2 separate regions of the Homo sapiens genome follow, and region 2 is linked to region 1. Evidence: read pairs that join two places in POLR2A ChIA-PET (ENCODE). Cell type or tissue: K562. All regions are shown on one strand. Each heading gives the region's core, and the rest is flanking DNA. Links, peaks and the distances in the headings are about the cores only. Region 1 has its middle 32 kb from the start of YWHAH. Region 2 overlaps PRR14L (proline rich 14 like).

What was found. Peaks named below come from ENCODE experiments on the same cell type or tissue, not always from the same donor. Only the 100,000 strongest peaks of a DNase experiment are listed, where the experiment ranks them.
Region 2: POLR2A ChIA-PET joins it to region 1 with 5 read pairs; 4 of 35 experiments call an interaction of 5 or more read pairs at or near these places.

Annotation. Positions count from the first base shown.
Region 1 is chr22:31,910,639-31,913,546 of GRCh38, forward strand. No RefSeq gene overlaps it. Among named protein-coding and RNA genes, the nearest start is that of YWHAH, 32 kb to the right of the region's middle. RefSeq lists an enhancer at 1,531-2,030. In K562, for the core only: no CTCF peak of the experiment used is centred there; a DNase peak (open chromatin) is centred at 1,323.
Region 2 is chr22:31,735,778-31,738,685 of GRCh38, forward strand. PRR14L (proline rich 14 like) reads right to left here. Exons shown (of 9, transcript NM_173566.3): 2 at 2,610-2,908. Among named protein-coding and RNA genes, the nearest start is that of PRR14L, 13 kb to the right of the region's middle. In K562, for the core only: no CTCF peak of the experiment used is centred there; no DNase peak of the experiment used is centred there.

The DNA of each region.
Region 1 (2,908 bases), core at 174-2,673:
CATGCCGATCAGAAGCCTATCACCAGATTATACAGGCCAGGTGCGGTGGCTCACGACTGTAATCCCAGCACTTTGGAAGGCCAAGATCATCTGAAGTCAGGAGTTTGAGACCAGCCTGGCGAACATGGTGAAACCCCATCTCTACTAAAAATACAAAAGTTAGGGCCGGCCACGGTGGCTTACGCCTGTAATTCCAGCACTTTGGGAGGCCAAGGTGGGTGGATCACCTGAGGTCAGGAGTTCGAGACCAGCCTAGCCAACATGGTAAAACCCTGTCTCTACTAAAAATACAAAAGTTAGGGCTGGGCGCAGTGGCTCACACCTGTAATTCCAACACTTTGGGAGGCCAGGGCGGGTGGATCAAGAGGTCAAGAGATCGAGACCATCCTGGCCGACATGGTGAAACCCCATCTCTACTAAAAATACAAAAATTAGCTGGGCGTGGTGGTGCGTGCCTGTAGTCCCAGCTACTCGGGCGGCTGAGGCAGGAGAATTGCTTGAACTCGGGAGGCAGAGGTTGCAGTGAGCTGAGATCACACCACTGCACTCCAGCCTGGGCGATGGAACAAGACTCTGTCTCAAAAAAAAAAAAAAAATTCAAAAACTAGCCAGGCATGGTGGCGGGCGCCTGTAATCTGAGCTACTCAGGAGGCTGAGGCGGGAGAATCACTTGAACCTGGGAGGCAGAGGTTGCAGTGAGCCGAGATCGCATCACTGCACTCCAGCCTGGGCGACAGGGAGACCCTGTCTCAAAAAAAAAAAAGGAAGGGATACATGATGTATGCCAGAGACACTGCGCAAATCTGTGAGGCCTTGCTGAAGCAGATAGCGAATACTGGGAGGGAATGCTGAATAGAAGCCATTTTACAGGCCTCTTCAGTTACCCAGAAAAGTTCAGAAAAACACAGAATAACAATGGTCACTCCATTGAGTGCTTCCTGTGTCCTGGGCAATGTGTCATACACCTTTTCATTGCATGATCTTTGTTGTTGTTGTTGAGACGAGATCTTGCTCTGTTGCCCAGGCTGGAATGCAGTGGCAGAATCTTGGTTCACTGCAACCTCTGCCTCCCAAGTTCAAGCAATTCTCCTGCCTCAGCCTCCCCAGTAGCTGGGACTACAAGGGCATGCCACCACATCCAGCTAATTTTTGTAATTTTAGTAGAGACAGGGTTTCACCATATTGGTCAGTCTGATCTCGGACTTCTGACCTCAAATGATCCACCCACCTCGGCCTCTCAAAGTGCTGGGATTGCAGGCATGGGACACTGCACCTGACTCATTGTATAATCTTATCAACATACCAGCTGAGGGGTGGAAGGCCCCAGGAAGTAGGGTCCACGCCCATACGCTAACAAACAGCTGGACTGGGAATCAGGTTCATGGGAATCAGCCCAGTCACCACCAACTGTGCTGCCCTCTTCACCTTTTTGTGGTGCTGTATCAATGAGATGCCACCCACTGCTCCATCCTGGGTTCCTGCCTGGGGACCCCTTCGTTCCTTTCAACTGACTGCCTTACGTGTATGGTGAATCTCTGCATGGGTACAGATGCAGTGTAACATGTAGACATGGCCTCATATACAGGTTCTCTGGTAGGGAATGGGCAGTGACTCAGTGACTTTGAGGCAGGACCAGTGGCCTTTCCTCCCTGCCAGGCTTCTATCTGGAAGGCACTGTGTGTGCCCTCTCTTCTGGTCTGCAGCTGTGGCTTCAGCCTGCAAGTGCTTCAGGCAGCTCCTGGCCTTCAGACTGTGCCACACACTTGCCCTAAACCTGGCCTGAAATGCCTGGGATGTAGCATTTGCATGTAGCAAAAGCTGGTGCCGAGTACTGAGTCCTACCAGCCTTCAGATTTGACCTCCATCTGCTTCTCTGGCTGCAGCAAGATTCCTGTTTCCTCAGTGAATCAGCACATAGTCCTTCCAACAAGAAAATCTCTTTTCCCATGGGGATGAGGGGAGATGGGGAATTGCTATGCAATCTCTGGAAAAGTCTTTTCTCCCTGAGCCCCAGAATTTTCATCTGAACTCATCTGGGAGAAACATTGGGGACCATAAGATTATATATAGACTTTTTCCTTTCTCAACCAACAGGATGGATGAGTGCTGAGGGGGGAATTCCAGTCTGTTTCAGTCCCACAGTTGCCACTGGAACGCAATTTCTTGCCTCTTCTCTGTGCTCTTTTTTTTTTTTCTCTCAGAGATACAGGGTCTCCCTCTGTTGTTCAGGCTGGAGTGCAGTGGCACTATCACAGCTCACTGCCACCCTGAACTCAGTCTCAAGCAATCCTCTCAGCTCAGCCCCCCTGAGTAGCTGGGACTACAGGCGTGCACCACCACGCCCAGCTAATTAAAAAAAAAAAAAAAAAAAAAAAAAAAAGGCCTGGCGCAGTGGCTCACGCCTGTAATCCCAGCACTTTGGGAGGCCGAGGTGAGTGGATCATGAGGTCAAGAGATCGAGACCATCCTGGCCAACATGGTGAAACCCCGTCTCTACTAAAAATACAAAAATTAGCCTGGCATGGTGGCAGGCACCTGTAATCCCAGCTATTTGGGAGGCTGCGACAGGAGAATCACTTGAACCAGGGAGGCGGAGGTTGCAGTGAGCCGAGATCATGCCATTGCACTCCAGCCTGGGCGAAAAGAGCGAAACTCCGTCTAAAAAAAAAATATTATAGAGACGGGATTCTTGCTATGTTGCCCAAGTAGTCTCAAAATTCTGGCCTCAAGAGATCCTCCTGCCGATCGAGACCATCCTGGCTAACACGATGAAAAGCCGTCTCTACTAAAAATACAAAAAAAATTAGCCAGGCATGCTCGTGGGCACCTGTAGTCCCAGCTACTCTGGAGGCAGAGGCAGGAGAATGGCGTGAACCCAGGAGGCAGAGCTTGCAGTGAGTCAAGATCA
Region 2 (2,908 bases), core at 132-2,631, 170 kb before region 1:
AGTGGCTCACCCTGTAATCCCAGCACTTTGGGAAGCTGAGGTGGGCGGATCACCTGAGGTCGGGAGTTCGAGACCAGCCTGACCAACATGGTGAAACCCTGTCTCTATTTAAAAAATACCAAAAAATTAGCCGGGCATGGTGGCAGGCACCTGTAGTCCCAGCTACTCAGGAGGCTGAGGCAGGAGAATGGCGTGAACCCGGAAGGCGGAGCTTGCAGTGAGCTGAGATTGTGCCACTGCACTCCAGCCTGGGCAACAGAGCAAGACTCCATCTCAAAAAAAAAAAAAAAAATTAGCCAAGTGTGGTGGTGCATGCCTGTAGTCCCAGCTACTCAGGAGGCTGAGGCAGGAGAATGGCGTGAACCTGGGAGGCGGAGCTTGCAGTGAGCTGAGATTGCGCCACTGCACTCCAGCCTGGGCAATAGAACGAGACTCCATCTCAAAAAAAAAAAAAAAAAATTAGCCGGGTGTGGAGGCACATGCCTGTAATCCCAGCTACTCGGGAGGCTGAAGCAGGAGAATTGCTTGAACCCAGGAGGTGGAGGTTGCAGTGAGCTGAGATCGCACCATTGCACTCCAGCCTGGGCAATAAGAGCGAAACTCTGTCTCAAAAAAAAAAAAAAAAAGGCATCACAGTGTAAACTCAAATATCATGTTCAAATGTTACTTAATGCTTCATTCATTCCTAATCATAGTCACTGTATGAAGCCCACTAACAACAATTAACTGCCCTTTATCCTGTGTAAAGAAAAGATATATGTATCAAGAGCGGGATGGGAGCCTAGCCTAGGCAGCCCAAAGAACATATGAACCTGATGGTGGGTCTAGAGCAGGGGTTGGCAAACCACAGCCCTCAGGCCAGCAGCCTGTGCTAATAAAGTTTTATTGGAATACAGCCACATTCATTCATTTATGTATTGCCTCTGCCCACTTTATGCTACAATGGCAAAGCTGAGTTGTTCCAAAAGAGACCATATGAGGCCAGGCATGGTGGCTCCTGCCTGTAATCCCAACACGTTGGGAGGCTGAGGCAGGTGGGTCACAAGGTCAGGAGTTTGAACCCAGCCTGGTCAACACAGTGAAACCCCGTCTCTACTAAAAATACAATAAATTAGCCGGGCGTGGTGGCCAGCGCCTGTAATCCCAGCTATTCAGGAGGCTGAGGCAGGCGAATTGCTCGATCCCAGGAGGCGAAGGTTGCAGTGAGGCAAGATCACACCACTGCACTCCAGCCTGGGAGACAGTGAGAGACTCAAAAAAAAAAAAAAAAAAAAAAAAAAGGAGACCATATGACCTGCAAAGCCTAAAAGATTTACTACGTGGCCCCTGATAGAAAAAATTTGCTGACCCCTGGGTTAGAAAACCACCCTGTGGAGAGAGTCCGCTGGACAGGTACATTCCTTTAAGAATTTGGAGGGCCCAGCAGGGTACGGTGGCTCACGCCTATAATCCCAACATTTTGGGAGGCCAAGACGGTCGGATCACCTGAGGTCAGGGGTTCTAGACCAGCCTGGTCAACATGGTGAAGCCCTATCTCTACTAAAACTACAAAAATTAGCCGGGCGTAATGGTAGGTGCCTATAATCCTAGCTACTCAGGAAGCTGAGGCAGGAGAATCGCTTGAACCTGGGAGGCAGAGGTTGCAGTGAGCCGAGATCAAACCACTGCACTTCAGCCTGGGTGACAGAGCAAGACTCTGTCTCAAAAAAAAGAAAAAAGAATTTGGAGGGCCCAGCTCAGTGGCTCACACCTGTAATCCCAACACTTTCAGAAGCCGAGGTGGGAAGATTGCTTGAGCCCAGGAATTTGAGAGCAGCCTAGGTAATATACTAAGACCCTGCCTCTATTAAAAAAAAAAAAAGAAGAAAAAAGAATTTGAGACCATCACACTATCATAGCTCACTATTAGTCTCAACTAACCAACCTCTCTGGGTATAATTTCAAGCACACATCGGCTGGTCATGGTGGCTCATGCCTGTAATCCCACCACTTTAGGAGGCTGAGGTGGGTGGATTACTTGAAGTCAGGAGTTCGAGACCAGCCTGGCCAACATGACGAAACCCCGTCTCTACTAAAAACACAAAAAAATTAGTTGGGTATGGTGGCTTATACCATAATCACAGCTAATTTGGGAGGCTAAGGCAAGAGAATCACTTGAACCCAGAAGGCAGAGGTTGCAGTGAGCCAAGGTCGTGCCACTGCACTCCAGCCTGGGTGACAGAATGAGACCTTCTTAAAAAAAAAAAAAGCCTCCCTTCAAAGGTTTCTCTGTGATACCTCACTCCAACCTACCAAAACATAAGGACTGAGTATATCTATATCATTTCTTAACATCAAATGCTGAAATACCATGATTTTCACAGACTCAACATTTCATATACAGTCGCTGCTTCAGAGAACTGACACTTTTTTACTAAGCACTTCCTCTCTTCAAGTGTCTGATGTGACATAAATGTTTTAAAAGATCATCAAAACAAAGTTAACTTCAAAATCGACATTTCGGAAATGTTTCAAGAATAAATCATGAGCCAACCGTCAGCATCTGTATTTTATCCAGAGAAAGCTGTCATTCACACTCAACTCTTCGGAATGGAGATTTCATTTCTTACCTGACTCGGGCTAGTCTTTTCTTCAGCAGCTGTGGAATGTTGATGTGGATCTTCCTTTGCTCCCTCAGAGGGTTCTCTTATAATTCCTGCCTGGCCCCCTGGATCTCTGAAGACCTTTGGCTCCATGCTCTCGCTTCTCTTTGCCCTATCCAAGATCCCAGATGCCACAGAACCTCCTGCTGTGGAGTCCACTAGCCCACATCGCCCAGGCTCACTCCCATGATCCAAGGTCTCATAGGTTTCTTCACAACAACTCTCCACATGAGTCCTCTGCAGCTCCAAGGGCAATGCCCTATTCT